Linked DNA regions of Homo sapiens: region 1 is linked to region 2. Evidence: chromatin loops called from intact Hi-C (ENCODE). Cell type or tissue: heart left ventricle. All regions are shown on one strand. Links, peaks and the distances in the headings refer to the core of each region. The heading gives the core; the rest is flanking DNA. Region 1 has its middle 81 kb from the start of PIAS1. Region 2 has its middle 9.4 kb from the start of PIAS1.

Region 1 (8,315 bases), core at 316-8,315, 72 kb after region 2:
ACTCAAGAGATCATAGTATTCAGACAATGAGATGACAGGCCCCTCATTCATCATGATTGTGTCCTTACCCCAAGTTCCTGTTTTCCCACTTGTGGTTACATTTCTTCCCTGTTATATAAACCCCTAATTTTAGTCAATCAGGGAGATGGATTTGAGACTGATCTCCTTTCTCCTCAGCTGAAGCTCTCAGTTAAATCCTTCTTTCTTGGCAACACTTTTTGCCTCAGTCATTGGCTTTCTGTGCTGTGAGCAGCAGGACCTAGACCAAGGACCTAGACCTGTTACCTTTTGGTAACAAGAGGAGAGAGATAACAGCCAATTCCCCAAATAGGCCAGTTACAATCAGCTGATAATGAAGTTCCCTCCACTTTAATCCCTACCAAAAAAGTAACCTGAAGTTAACCAATCAGTTACCTTTCCACTATTCTTTCTCTCTGTCCCTGCCTTACAAAAAAAGTAACTTTGTGAAATTACCAGTCCACTTTTCATTCTTTGTTTCTGGTTTCTTCAGCTCTTCTCTGCCTATAAAAACCAACCTCTTCTGCTCAGCTCATCAGAATACTTATTCTATTTTGTGGAATAAAGTGTTGCCTGATTCTAGAAATGCGAATAAAGCCAATTAAGATGTTTAAACTAAATTTGTTGTAATTTTGTCTTTTGACAGTGAAGACATAGATACCAATTAGTTCTTTAAAATATACTTGCATATGTGCATTAAAAATGAATGTTAATAAGCACATGAAAAGAATTCAACATTAGTCATTAGGGAAATGCAAATAAAAACCACAATGAGGCACCTCACTACACCCACCAGGCTTGCTATAATAAAAAAGATAGACAATAAAAAGTATTGGCAAGGATGTGGAAAAATTGGAACCCTCATACATTGCTGATGGAATTGTAAAATAGTACAGCCACTTTGGAAAACTATTTGGCGGTTCCTCAAAATGTTAAACATAGAGTTACTATATAATCCAGCAATTCTACTCCTGGTACATACCCAAGAAAAGTGAAAACATATGTTCACACAAAAATCTGTATACAAATGTTCATAGCAGCACTATTCATAATAGCTAAAAATTGGAAACAACTAAAATGTCCGTTGGCTGGTAGATGGATATACAAAATGTGGTATACTCATACAATGGAATATTATTCAACAATAAAAAGGAATGAGGTACTGATACATGCTATAACAAGTAAACCTTGGGAATATTATAAGCAAAACAAGTTAAACACAACAGGCCATATATTGTACGACCCTATTTATTTACTTATTTCAGAGACAGTGTCTCACCATGTTGCCAAGGCTGGAGTGCAGTGGCTGTTCACAGGCATGATCATCACGCTCTACAGCCTGGAAATTCTGGGGCTCCAAGAATCTGCCTGCCTCAGCTGGGACCACCAGTGCACACCACCATGCCCAGCTGTGTATGATTCCATTTACATGAAATGTCCAGAAGGGGAAAATCCACAGAGACAGAAAATACGTTAATGATTGCCAGGTCCTGGAGGGAGGGGAAAATGAGAAGTGACTGCTAATGGCTGCAGGGGTGATGAAAATGTCCTGAAATTAGATAGTGGTAATGGTTGGACAACTCTGTAAATGTATGAAAAAATGCCCAATATATACTTAATTTTTAAATTTTATTTATTTTTTTGAGACAGGGTTTCACTCTGTTATCCAGGTTGGAGTGCAGTGGCTCAATCAAGGCTCATTGCAACCTCTGCCTTATGGGTTCAAGCAATCCTCCCACCTCAGCCTCCCAAGTAGCTGGGATTACAGGTGCACACCACCACACCCAGCTAATTTTTTTGTATTTTTGGTAGAGACGGGGTTTCTCCATGTTGCTGGGTCTCAAACTCCTGGGCTCAAGTGATCTGCCCATCTCGGCCTCCTAAAGTGCTGGGATTACAGGTGTGAGCCATTGTGCCTGGCCATCATTAGATACTTTAAAAGGGTGAATTTTATGGTATGTGAATTGTATCTTAATAAACCTTTTTTTTGTTTGAGATGGAGTCTCGCTCGGTTGCCCAGGCTGGAGTGCAGTGGTGTGATCTCAACTCACTGCAACCTCCACCTCCCAGGGTCAAGTGATTCTCCTGCCTCAGCCTCCCGAGTAGCTGAGATTACAGGCACGCACCACCACGCCTGGCTAATTTTTGTATTTTTAGTAGAGACGGGGTTTCACCATGTTGGTCAGGCTGGTCTCAAACTCCTGACCTTGTGATCCCCCTGCCTCGGCCTCCCAAAGTGCTGGGATTACAGGTGTGAGCCACCGCGCCCAGCCCAACCTGTTGTTTTTTTAAAGAAAAGAATGTTACAATAGAATATTATTCAGCAAAAAAAATGAAGAACTGACACATGCTACAACATGAATGAACCTTGAAGACATTATGCGAAGTGAAATAAGCCAGGCACAAAGGCTAAATATTGTATGATTCCATCTATATGTGGTAGTGAAATTCATAGAGACAAAAAGTAAAATGGCAGTTGGGAGGGCAGGAGGGGGAAAATGGGGAATTAGCGTTCAATGGGTACAGAGTTTCAGTTGGGGAAGATGAAAACTTTCTGGAAATGGATGGTAGTAATGGCTGTGCAACAATGCATATGTATTTAATGCCACTGAACTTTACACTTCAAAATGGTTAAGATCATCAGTCATTGGCACCATCCTGCAATCTAAGGCTCAGGTTCAGTGCTCTTCAAGGACACTGGGCCCCACTGGGCAGGAATCCTGGCCTTGCAGGGCCCTAGACAGGCATAGAGGAGAGCCATGTCCAGACACCCCATGCTCCACATTCTGGGGACCCGGGTCCATGAAGTGCAGGCTGCAGCACTGGTGAGAGCTGGAACTTTCAACCGCCCAGAAAGGCGGTAGCCCAGGCTTATACTGCAGTGCCTGGCTCCTCTTAGCAACTAAGACAGTGCCTTGGCCTGGGGCAGGCAGCACTGGGGATTTGTGGCCAGGTGGGCAGTGCAGCTTCTCATTGCTGGGGCTTTACTGGGAGCTTGGGAGGGTGAGGCTACCCAGCAGCCATAATGGTGCACATGAATGTCCTGGTTGATGCTCTCAAGAGCATCAACAATGCTGAGAAGAGGAGTAAATGCCAGGTTCTTATTAGGCCGTTCTCCAAAGTCATCATCCAGTTTCTAACTGTGATAATGAAGCATGGCTACATTGGTGATTTGAAACCATTGATGATCACAGAGCTGAGAAAATAGTGAACCTCACAGGCAGGTTAAACAAGTGTGGAGTGATCAGCCCCAGATTTGATGTGTGTTGGTCCGTTTCATATTGCTATAAAGAAATACTTGAGGCTGGGTAATATATAAAGAAAAGAGATTTATTTTGGCTCACAGTTCTGCAAGCTGTACAAGAAGCATAGCACCGGCATCTGCTTCTGGTGAAGGCCTCAGGAAGCTTCCGCTCATGGCACAAGGTGAAGTGGGAGCAGGCACATCACATGGCAAGAATGGAAGCAAGGGATGGAGGGAGGGGGCCACACTCCTTTAAACAATCCCATCTCGATGAACTCTCAGAGCCAGAACTCACTCCTTATGGCAAGGAGGGCACCAAGCCATTCTTAAGTCATCTGCCCCCATGACTCAAACACCTCCCACTGGGCCCCACCTTCAACACTGCAGATCACATTTCAACATGAGATTTGGAGCGGGACACACATCCAAACCATATCAATGTCCAACTCAAAGATCTAGAAAAACGGCAGAATAACCTGCTTTCATCCCACCAGTTTCAATTCATTGTACTAACAACCTCAGCTGGCATCATGGACCATAAGAAAAAGCAAGACAATAACACATTTGAGGGAAAATCCTGGGATTCTTTTTCTAGGGGTGTAATACATACCTATAAATAAAATGTCTTAGTGGACCCTGGTGCTTCCAAAACATGAATAAATAAAATGGTTAAAACCTGGCAAATATCAGCAAAAATAATTTTCATGCTGATAAAAGGAATACTTTTCCAAAAAATTATAACACGAGTTTACATATCTAACAACATAGCTTTGAAATATACAGCAAGAGTTTATGAATTACTAAATAATTTATAATTTGTATACAATTGGAATCATATAGCTGTGTGTGTCTGTGTGTGTCTGTGTGTGTGTGTGTGTGTGTGTGTGTGTGTGTGTGTGTGTCTGTGTATTTTTTTTTTTTTTTGAGATGGAGTCTCACTCTGTCACCCAGGCTGGAGTAAAGTGGTGCAATCTCAGCTCACTGCAACCTCTGCCTCCCATGTTCAAGCGATTATCCTGCCTCAGCCTCCTGAGTAGCTGGGATTACAGGCACACACCACCATGCCCGAATAATTTTTGTATTTTTAGTAGAGATGGGGTTTCACCATGTTGGCCAGGCTGGTCTTGAACTCCTGACCTGAGGTGATCCACCCACCTCGGCCTCCCAAAGTGCTGGGATTACAGGTGTGAGCCACCGTGCCCGGTCTTTTTTTTTTTTTTTTTTTTTTTAGACAGATTCTTGCTCTGTCACCCAGGCTGGAGTACAGTGGCATGATCATACCTCACTATAACCTTGAACTCCTGGGCTCAAGGGGTCCTCCTGCCTTAGCCTCCCAAGTAGATGGGACTACAAGCACAGACTACTGCACCTGGCTAATTTTTTAGTTTTTGTAAAGATGGGGTCTCACTTTGTTACCCAGTCTGGTCTCAAACTCCTGGGTTCAAGTGATCCTCTCATCTCTGCCTCCCAAAATGCTGAGATTACAGGCATGAGCCACTGTGCCCAGCCTAGACCTATATTTATATTGAGAGACTCACACACATTCATCAGACACTGACAAATCAAGAAGACAAAAAAGTATAGAGTATCTAAAGAGCAAAACAGTATTAGTTTAAGTCACACTAGCAACTGTAGCAAATAAACTTTTAACTAAGAGTAGCTGAACACTTAGACAATCGAGGTTAATTTCTTTTTCACGTAAAGTTCAATGTTTGGTTGTGGGGCACGGAGGAAGGGTCTCTGCCAGGAATTCAAGCTGATAGAAACTCTGCCACCTTCAACATGTAGTTGCCAAGGTCACTCTGTGTGTTGAGATCTTGGCATTCATAGTGACAGACAGAAAGGAGAAACACACGTAAGCTGGGCCTGGAAGTGGCACACATAATTTCTGCTCATGCTCCATTGGCCAAAACTCAGTACAAGACCACATCTAATTGCAAAAAGTCCAGGAAATGTAGCCTAGTTGTGTGCCCAGGAGGAAGGGGAACAAGTTTGTTCATCAATTAGCTAGTCTTTAACACAGCAAAGAACAGACGACCTGTCAATGTAATGGATATATGTAGAACTTTGAATAGAAAATGTACATTCTTCACAAATACAAATGGAACATTTATAAAAATTGACTAAGTATTGACTAAGTATTTAACTGCACAGTAAGTTCCAAAAAAATTTTTTAAGTGATATAGCTGGGCACAGTCCCAGCTACTTAGGAGGAGGAGGTAGGATGATTGCTTGAGCCCAGGAGTTTGAGTCCAGCCTGAGCAACATAGCAAGACCCCATCTCAAAAAATAAGTAAGTAAGTAAAGTGAAATAATATAAAACATTTAATGATAAAATTTTATGTCAACAACAACAGGAAGATGGCTAGAAATTTGTATACACCGAGAAGTTTTAAAACACAGGTCTAAATAATTAATGAGTTGACAAAAAACTACAATAAAATTAGAATTAACTGAAGTACTACTTTAAGATGACGTTAAAGTAGTCTTCAGGGAAATATATAAACTTACTTGCACTTACTATAAAGCAAGAAAGACTAATGATGAATTAACTTAGCTTTTGCATTGGTTCCCTAGGGCTGCCATAACAAATTACCACACACTGTGTGGCTTAACACAATAGACATTTATTGTCTAATAGTTTTGGAGGCTAGAACTGAAATCAAAGTGTTGGTGACACCATGTTCTCACTGAAGGAGGTGGCTTCCTAGCCTCTTACTGTCTTCTGATGATTGCCAGCAATCCTTGGCTTATAGACACATCACTCCAATCTCTGCTTCAGTCATCACATGGCATTCTCCCTGTGTGTCTGTCTCAGGGTCCAAATTTCTCTTTTCTTATAAGAACACCAGTCATATTGGATTTAGGGCCCACCTTAATCCAGTATGTTGTGTTTGGCCATTGAGGTATTGGAGTTTTCTGTTACAGCACTGAGCCTACTAACAAGGTACATCATTAGATGTATTCTCATTAATGTCAAGAGCAAGATTAGAATACCCACTATTCCCCTTCTTCATCATACCCAACTTCATGCAATAAGATTACCTCCAAAATAGACATATAAATATTAGAAGAGAAGAAGACAAAGCAAAGCATTAATTATATACAGATGAGATTTGGTTGCCTTCTCTAGAAGACCTAAAAGAACCAATGAACAAACTGTCAGAATTAATAGTACCAATGTACCAAAATTAATTGCCTTTCTACTTACAAGTATAAGCTATGAGAAAATGTAATTGGAAAAAAACAATAGTAACAAAGACTATAAAGTCTTTAGGAAAAATTTTAGTAAAAGATCTTTATGAAGGTGATTTTAAACTTGACTAAAACACATTTTAAAAGACCCAATAAATCAACATGTCAGATTCTTGGATAGAAAGACGCTATATTCGAGATACATTTCTCAAAATCTAGGTATGAATTTGATGCAATAACAATCAAATTACTCAAAAGACTTTTCACAGACCTTCATAAATGAATTCGTATGGAAGAATACATGTACAGGAAGAACCAAGGCAATGAAACAGAAAAAGTGGGTAAATTGCCCATCAGCTGTTAAGATACATTATAAATCAATAGTCAAAACAGTGTAGTATTTGCATAAAAATAGAAAAGGAGATAAATGGATAAATGGAAAAGAGTAAAGGGTCAGGAAATAGATCTGCGTTTATATGGGGATTTGGTATATGATAGAGGTGGTATTCAAAATCAGTGGAAAAAAGACTATTCAATAATTGGTATTAAAGCAATTAACGACCCATATGCAAAGCAACAAAATTAGATTCCTATCACATACATACACCAAAATAAATCCAGATGGAGTCAATGTTTTAATGTTTAAAAAAAAGATAAGTAAATAGATACTTAAAATTATTAGTGAAAAACGTAGATCAAATCTTTTTGAACAAAAAACAAAAATCTATAAAGGAAAATACATAAATTTTGCCATATTAAGTATTTAAAATTCTGCATGTCAAAAGACATTGCAAACAAGATTAAAAAATAATCAGCAGACTGAGGAAAATGCTTGTGATAGATACAGAAAAAAAGATAGTGGCCTAAATATATAAAGCAACTCTATAAACTAATTTTTTAAATAGCCAGTAAACAATATGCTTAATCATACTAATAATCAGGAAAATCATACAAAAATAAATTATTTTCACTCAGTAGATTCTAAAAAATTTAAGTTTTTTTAAAAAAGTGAAGTCTTATAATCAAGCAAAGCAGTGTTATAAGCTAACAAGGATGCTCATTATACGCAGTAGCTTTAGAGGGCAATTTGGCAGTGTGGATTAAAAGTAAATAAATGCATATTCAGCAATTCTACTTCCGTGCATCTACCACCAGAGAAACACTAGCCCCTGTGCAGAAGAACATGCAAAGGTTATTCATTGTAGAATTTATCACAGTAGCAAAAAATTGGAACCAATGTATATGCTCATCAAGAACAAAATGGGTAGATACAAAGTGGCTTATACATAAGATCGAATAATATAGGTGTCAAATGAGCAAAAAAGAAAAAAGCAAATTGCAGAGAAAACATTATACCATTGTGTAAAACACATATACAATATAATATATATATATACATTTATTATTACACTGTACATTTCCTGTGGGTCTACATAAATGAAATAGGTATAAATAAATGAAAAATGAGTGTAAATAAGTGGGAAAAAAATTAAATGGTCTGCAAAATTAATACATCAAAGAACCCAGGGCTGTGGGTGGTGATCAGACAGATCTTTAGCTTTAATATTCTAAGTTTAATATTAATTATTAAACAATTAAATGAAATTATTAAAAATTACAACATAATTAAAAATACAATTTACGCTGCACAAGAAAAAAATTAGAGAAAAAAGACTGAAAGGAAATGTACAACAATGTATAACAATGGTTGCCTCTGGGTGATGTGTTTATGGGTGATTTTCCTTTCTGCTTTTTTTTCCTTTCATTTTCTGTACTTTACACATTTTCTGAAATGGCCATGTGTTACTTTATAATTAGCCATGAAAAATGAAAAAGAAAAATAAAGAGCGTTTAAAAA
Region 2 (8,321 bases), core at 1-8,000:
GAACAACACGAGTTTGAACTGCGCAGATCCACTCGTAGGTGGCTTTTTTCCCTGCCTGTGACACCTCTGAAACAGCAAGACCAACCCCTGGTCTTTCTCCTCCATCTCAGCCTACTCAATGTGAAGACAAGGATGAAGATCTTTATAATGATCCACATCTGCTTAATGAACAATCTTCCGTATGACTTTTGTAATCACATTTTCTTTTCTCTAGCTTACTCTAAGAATGCAATACATAACACATATAATATACAATGTATGTACTAATTGTTTATGTTATTGGTAAGGCTTCTTGTCAACAGTAAGCTATTAATAATTAAGTTTTTGGGGAGTGAAAGTTATGCGTAAATTTTCTATTGTGTGAAGGGTCAGCTCCCCTAATCCCCTGGTTGTGCAAAGATCAACTGTATTTGGGCTTTGTCCCTCGTTCCTGAGACAGAGCTCCTAAAACACATGGAATTTTCTAACAGGAGTATCTTTTGTTTTTCATAACAAGCCTCTTTCAATCACACCTAATGAGGTGACATGGAGTGGGGCCCCTAGATGGCTTCAGGATGGGTGCTGATCCCCACAAAATTAGAAGGGGGCTGGGTATGGTGGCTCACACCTGTAATCCCAGTACTTTGGGAGGCCAAGGTGGGAGGATCGCTTGAGCACAGGAAGTCAGGGCTGCAGTAGGCTGTGTTCACACCATTGAACACCAGGCTGGGTAACAGAGAGAGACCTCCTCCTTCCACCCCCAAAATAATTGAAAAGTGGGAACTTTCAGCCTCACCCCATGCCCTACCTCCAGGGAGAAGAAGGGGCTGGTGATTGAGTTATAAATTCTTCAACAAGAGATAGAAGAGGTTCTGCACTGGCAAACACACGAGAGTACTGTGGGGAAGAGCAACAGGGCACGGAAGCTCTGCATAGTCCCCCTTTACATTGCCCTGTGCATCTCTTCCATTCAGTTATTTGAGTGGCATCCTTCATAATAAACTAGTAAATGTAAGAAACACATTTTCCTCAGTTCTGTGAGTCATTCTAGTGAATTATTCACCATGAGGAAGGAATTATAGGAAGCCTTGACTTCACAGCTGGTCAGTCGGAGTGCAGGTGGCCTAAGGAACTTGTGACTGGTGTCTGAAGGAGGGTATCCTTGTGGGACTGAGCCATTAATTTGTGGGATCTGAACTAACTCCTGGAGTTGACGTCAGAATTGAAATGACTTGTAGGCCACCCAGTTGCTGACAGAGAATTGAAGAATTGGTGTGGAAAGTCACCATGTATTTAGTGTCAGGAAGAACATCAGAGGTACATTCTTCTATTAAAAAATTTAATTATATTTGCTCTTTTTGTTTCTTTGTTTTTTGTTGAGACAGAGTCTCACTCTGTCGTCCAGGCTGGAGTGCAGTGGTGCCATCTCGGCTCACTGCAACTGCGTCCCCTGGGTTCAAGCAATTCTCCTACCTCAGCCTCCCTAGTAGCTGTGATTATAGGTGTGCACTACCACGCCTGGCTAATTTTTGTATTTTTAGTAGAGACAGGGTCTTGCCATCCCCGGCCCCACCTTCTAATTTTGTGGGGACCAGCACCCATCCTAAAGCCATTTAGGGGCCCCACTCCATGTCACCTCATTAGGTGTGATTGAAAGAGGCTTGTTATGAAAAGAGGCTTGTTATGTCTCAAACTCCTGACCTCAAGTGATCTGCCCGCCTCGGCCTCCCAAAGTGCTGGGATTACAGGCGTGAGCCACCACATCCTGCCAAAAAAAAAACTATATTTCTTTTTTTTCTTTTGAGACAGAGTTTCACTCTTGTTGCCCAAGCTGGAGTGCAATGGCACAATCTCGGCTCACTGCAACCTCTGCCTCCCAGGTTCAAATGATTCTCCTGCCTCAGCCTCCCAAGTAGCTGGGATTACAGGCACGCACCACCACACCCAGCTAATTTTTTGTATTTTTAGTAGAAACAGGGTTTCACCATGTTAGCCAGGCTGGTCTCGAACTCCTGACCTCAGGTGATCCGCCTGCCTCAGCTTCCCAAAGTGCTGAGATTACAGGCGTGAGCCACTGTGCTTGGCCTATATTTCACTTTTTTTTTAAAGAGAGGGTCTCCATATGTTGCCCAGGCTGGTCTAGACCTCCTGACCTCAAGTGATCCTCCCACCTCAGCTTCCCAATAGCTGGGATTATAGGCACAGGCCACCAAGCCCAAAAAATTATGTTTTAAAACTGTGTTGCTATAAATACAAATGTAATCCCAACTGATTATGTTAGTGGATCTTTGGGGTGTTGGTTTTTGGCTGGAAACCTCTGTGGCCAGTGGCACCTTTGTCCAAGTTTTGCTCAGGCCCGCTGGGCTCACTCTGCCCACTTGGCTTTGCAGGCTGCGCTCGGCTCACACTACCAACCAGGATCCCTCCCCTGCCGAGGGAGACTGCATGAAGTGGTGAGGGGTGAGGGGTGAGGGGTGTGTGAGTGAGCATGGAGTCCAACTGTGCAGTCAGACATGCCGGCTGCCTCAGCAGGGTGAGCAATTCTAGGTGCCAGCTTGCACGCTGGCTCTCTGCAAGGCTGCAGCTGGACCAGGCACATGCAAGCAGCTTCCATTCCTGGCACCAGGGAACATGGTGGTGCCTGGAAGCTTGGAGACACCAGGAACCGAAGGGCTCCAAGGAGGGAGTGACAGCCCTGGCTTGAAGAGCTCCCAGGTCTGAGCTCCCCGAAGGGCCACAGCTCTTCTTTCCTCCTCTTCGCCTGCAAGGTGGCGAGATGGGGATGGCTCCTCTCTGCTAGGCAAGTCATCCCAACAAGTGTTGAGTTCTAGAAGCAAAGAGGGTAGCTCCTTCTGCAGCTAGCCATCCTGACAAGTGTTCAGCTATCAGCAGAGAGGGTAGCTCCTCTCTGCAGCTGGACGTCTCATCATCTGCAGTGCTCTGGCTGAGCCCAGGGCTTTTATGGGCCTCAGATGGGAGGAAGTGCTGCCAATTGGTCTGTGGGCGGCCATGGGAGGGCCTGGAAAAGGCACCACAAGTTCCCACTCCAGTCAGCAGTACTAGCAGCCTGGCCTGAAGGTGGGGCTTCACCAGTAACCTGTCCTCTTCCACCCAGGAGCCGATCTGCCTCCTGCCACCATCCATGGTGCCCAGGCTGCTTGTGCAAAAGGGCACCTGTAGGCCAGTGCTGGGTTGCCCTCAGGCGCCCCTCGGCTTCCCCCCAGAGCTCCTTGGGGCCCAAATTCCGGAAAGGACCAAGACAGCAGGGGGCTGGTGTGTCAGCTCTGCTCCAAGTGTGCACACACCTGGCCAGACTGTAACAGTGCCTGGGCTCAGCCCCAACCCTGCTCTGAGATTGGAGCAGGCACCAGGGGCAGGGAGAGGCCAGGCAGCAGGAGCAGACACCCCCCAAGCCTGAGGGGGGAGGGGGACTTTCCCAGGACCCCAAGGGTGCAGACTGCAGAGATGCCCAGGTCCTGTGCCTGGGAGGGTAGGACTCCCGCCTGCCTACTCTGTGGAGCAGCATGCAGGCAGCCCTGGCCATGCCTCCTTGCAGCTCCAGGTCCTTACTGGGCCCCTCTCTGCCCACCCCTCTGTGCCCAACCATGCTGCTCCCTGCTGGCAGGTGGCTCAGCTCAGCCCCATTGCAGTGGCACCCAACGTGGCAGGCTTGGCGGGGGGGCTCTCGCTTACCCTGGCTCCTGCTGGCTCTGTGGAGCACAGCATTACTCCAGCCCAGCTCTGCCTCCTCCTGGCACCCTCCCCACAGCAGCTGACCTGATGACAGCGACCGCCGTGGACAGCCCGCTGCTGCCATCAATTGCACTTAATTTGTTCTTATTATTTGAAAAGATTTAAAGCATTTTCATGGGACCCTAAGATTATTGTGGCCTTCAGCCAATACAAAAAAAAAAATGAAAAAACTCAAAATGAATCATAGACCTGAATTTAAAAATTAAAATTAAAAAATTATTAGATGAAAATCCCTATGTTATTGAGTTAGACATAGTCTTCTTAGATATGGATCACACACTTAGATATGAATACCAACATGCATGTTGGTAGGAAAGGTACAGCCACTATGGAAAATAGTTTGGTACTTCCTTTGAAAACAAGATGTACTTATTGTACAACTCAGCATTTGCACCCTTAGACAGAGAAATGACATTTTCACACAGAAGTTTGTAGAAGAATGTTCATAGCAGCTGTATTTATGAGTCCAAAACTGGAAACTACCCAAATCTCCTTTGATGAATAAATGGCTAAAACTGCGATACATACATACCATGGACTACTAATCAGCAATGAAAAAACAATACAACACCTTGGATAAATCTCTAGGAAATTATGCTGGGTTAAAAAAAATAATTTCAAAAGAATACATAGTACATTATTGCCTTTATGTAACAATCATGTAATAACATAATTATAGACATAGGCTGGGCTTGGTGGCTTGCACCCATACTCCCTGCACTTTGGGAGGCTGAGTCAGGTGGATCGTTTGAGCCTAGGAGTTCAAGACCAACCTGGGCGACATAGCAAGACCCCTGTGTCTAAAAATAATAATAATAATAACATAATTATTGAGATAGAGAACAGGCTAGTCATTCTCTGGGGATTAGGGAAGGGTAGAAAGGATGGGTGATATTGATGCCAATTTTTTGGTTGTGATATTGTATTATAGTTGCATAGGATGTTAACATTGCAGGAGACTGAGAGAAGGGTACATGTGACTTCCCTGTACATTTCTCTTGCAGGTGACTCTACAATTATTTCAAAATAAAAAGTAGGTGTATATAGACTGTCCCCAGCTTACAATGGTTTGATCTACAATTTTAAAACTTTACCACCGTGCAAAAGCAATACACATTTGGCCAGGCGCAGTGGCTCATGCCTGTAATCCCAGCACTTTGGGAGGCCGAGGTGGGTGGATCATCTGAGATAAGGAATTCAAGACCAGCCTGGGCAACATGGTGAAACCCCGTCTCTACTTTTTAGTAGTATTTTTATACAAAATTCAGCTTGGCGCAGTGGCATGTGCCTGTAATCCCAGCTACTGGGGAGGCTGAGGCAGGAGAATTACTTGAACCCAGGAGGTGGAGGTTGCACTGAGCTGAAATCACACCACTGCACTCCAGCCCAGGCGACAGAGCAAGACTCCATCTCAAAAAAAAAAAAGCAATACACATTCAGTAGAAACCATACTTCAAGTACCTATACAACCATTCTGTTTTCACTTTCAAAAACTATCCAATAAATTAACACATAAGATATTAAACACTTTATGATAAAATAGGCTTGTGTTAGGCAACTTTGCCCAATTGTAAGCTAATATAAGTGTTCTGAGCACATTTAAGGTAGGCTAGGGTAGGCTATGATGTTTGGTAGATTAGGTGGATTAAATACATTTTCAATTTGAGATAGTTTCAGTTTATGATGGGTTTGTCTGAACGTAATCCCATCTTAAGCTGAGGAACATCTGTATGTGTACATATATGAAAAGTATACATATGTGTATGTGTTTATGTGTGTATACATATATGTGTGTATGTATATATGTACATACATATATTGCATATATTGAAACATTGACATCGATAACACCCATCCTCTCTACCCATCCGTAATTCCCAGAGAACTACTAGCCTGTTCTCCATCTCTATAATTACATTATTATTACTTTTTTAGGGGTGTGTGTGTGTGTGTGTGTGTGTGTGTGTGTGTGCATAATGAAGATGCAATATGTCCGAATTTGTGGAGAGAGGGACATCAGCAAAATGGAGAAATAGGCAGCTACAAACTTTCACACCGCCACAGAAATATTGAACAAATAACCAGAAATTGTCAGAGCAACTTTATCAGAACTTTGGGAAATAGTTAAAGATTTACAGCAACCAAGCAAATGCTCATTTTAAAAAATTATTTATTACCTTTTAAATTTTTTATGTTTTTAGAGACAAGGTTTCATCACATTGCCCAGGCTGGTCTTGAATTCCTGGGCTCAAGTAATCCTCCTGCCTTAGCCTCCCAAAGTGCTCTGATTATAGGGTAAGCCAACACGCCCAGCCAATTTTTTTTCTAAGGCAACTTGAAAATGGAAAGAAAACTTTATGAACCCTTCCCTGACTCAATAGCAGTCTTAGCGACAGCAGCCCACCTTCCCAGGGTGGGACTCCGGTCCTTGTTTATAGAGAGCAGAGCCAACTTTATACACAATTATTAGGTATGTCTATTCTAACCTGCCTGGGTGTTACCTGAAAAACTGAAACAAAGTGCTCATTTCTGTTTTCACACTGTAACCCACTGTAGAAAAGCAGCAGGCGTTGTTTAAACATTGTAAGGCAAACAAACAAACTGCAACTGCCTGGGGCCGAAGAGTACAGTTGGTACATAGAATAACTTTCCTAAAGCCTGGGAGTAAAAGCCAGGGAGAGAGAATTGTTGGGAAATTAGGGCATTCAAATTCAAAAGTGCTCTGTATATAGGGCAACTTAGAAAGCAACACACATGTCTGGGACAGGATGCATGTTCAGAGAACTGAGAACAGCCTAAGATTCCACCACTGGTTGATATATAGACTCAGTGCAACCAGGAAATGACTGCTGAGGAAGAATTTCAAATGGCCTTATTAAGTGTTAAAGGGGTGCTCCTGCAAAAACTCAGATGCAAAGATTGGAAAAAGTTTTTTGTTTGTTTTTTAAGTTCCCCATGTTCAGGGAAATTTCGGTAAAAACCCTGGCTGTACAAAAGTTAAGCCATCAACAATCAAGAACAGCAAACTCTAGGGAATGTAAATATTTGTTTTCCAGAGATAACACATTATAATAGTCAAATGTCCAGTTTTCAACAACAACAAAAACCCACAAAGCATACAAAGAAATAGGAAAGCAGTGGGAAAAATAAATTGACAGAAACCATCGCTGAGGCAGCACAGACGTTAGACTTACTAGACACAGACTTTAAGTAACTTTTTTTTTTTTTTTTGAGACAGAGGGCATTTTGTATGTCTTCTTTTGAGAAGTGGCTCTTCATGTCCTTTGCCCACTTCTTATTTTTTATTTTTTTGAGACATAGTCTTGCTCTGTCGCCCAGGCTGGAGTACAGTGGTGCAATCTCAGCTTATTGCAACCTCTGCCTCCTGGGTTCAAGTGATTCTTCTGCCTCAGCCTCCTGAGTAGCCATGACTACAGGTGCATGCCATCATGCCCAGCTAATTTTTTGTATTTTCAGTACAGATGGGGTTTCACTGTGTTAGCCAGGATGGTCTCAATCTCCTGGCCTTGTGATCCACCTGCCTCGGCCTCCCAAAGTGCTGGGATTACAGGTATGAGCCACCACACCCAGCCTTTGCCCACTTTTTAATGGGATTGATTGTTATTTGAGTTCCTTGTATATTCTGGATATTAGTCTCTAGAAAAATGAATAGTTTGCAAATATTTTTTCCCTTATAACAGGCTGTTTCTTCACTCTGTTGATAGTTTTCTTTGCTGTGTCAAAGTTTTTTAGTCTAATAAAGTCCCATTTGTCTATTTTTCTTTTTGTTGCCTGTGCTTTCAAGGTCTTAGCCATGAAATCTTTGCCTAGACCAGTGTCCTGAAGTGTTTTCTCTATATTTTTTCTAGTATTTTAATAGTTTCAGATCTTACCTTTAAGTCTTTAATCTATTTTAAGTTGATTTTTCTATATGGTGAGAGATAGGGGTCCAGTTTCATTCTTCTGCATATGAATTTCCAATTTTACTAGTACAATTTGTTGGAGAGACTGACCTTTCCCCAATGTATGACCTTGGTGCCTTTGTTGAAAATCAGTTGTCTGTAAACATGCAAATTTATTTCTGGATTCTCTATTCTGTTGCATTGGTCTATGTGTTTGTTTTTATACAAATACCATCCTGTTTTGTTTACTATATCTGCGTCTAGCTTTGTTCTTTTTGCTCATGATTGCTTTGGCTATTCAGGTGTTTTTTTTTTTTCCTGGTTCTACACAAATTTTAAAATTGCTTTGTCTAATTCTGTGAAAAAATGATGTTGATATTTTAATAGAGATTGCACTGCATTTGTAGATTGCTTTAAAGAGTATGGTCATTTTAATGATACTAATTCTTCCAGTCATGAGATGCGATGTCTTTCCATTTGGTTGTGTACTCTTCAATTTCTTTTATCAGTACTTTGTAGTTTTCCTTGCAGAGATCTTTCACCTCCTTGGTTAAATTACTCCTAGGTATATTTTTTTGTCACTATTGTAAATGGAATTACCTTTCTTATTTCTCTCTTGGCTAGTTTATTATTAATAACACTACTGATTTTTGTATGTTAATTTTGTATCCTGTAACTTTACTGAAT

Evidence for each region. A loop is a pair of places that touch in the nucleus more often than their neighbours do. Peaks named below come from ENCODE experiments on the same cell type or tissue, not always from the same donor. Only the 100,000 strongest peaks of a DNase experiment are listed, where the experiment ranks them.
Region 1: it touches region 2 in a loop (2.8-fold over the local background); 6 of 110 quality-filtered maps call a loop at or near these places.

The regions. Positions count from the first base shown.
Region 1 is chr15:67,969,356-67,977,670 of GRCh38, reverse strand. It overlaps the pseudogene LOC100286942. Among named protein-coding and RNA genes, the nearest start is that of PIAS1, 81 kb to the left of the region's middle. RefSeq lists an enhancer at 8,262-8,315. In heart left ventricle, for the core only: no CTCF peak of the experiment used is centred there; no DNase peak of the experiment used is centred there; H3K27ac peaks cover 452 bases.
Region 2 is chr15:68,040,785-68,049,105 of GRCh38, reverse strand. No RefSeq gene overlaps it. Among named protein-coding and RNA genes, the nearest start is that of PIAS1, 9.4 kb to the left of the region's middle. RefSeq lists enhancers at 3,094-3,613, 3,614-4,134. In heart left ventricle, for the core only: no CTCF peak of the experiment used is centred there; a DNase peak (open chromatin) is centred at 3,175.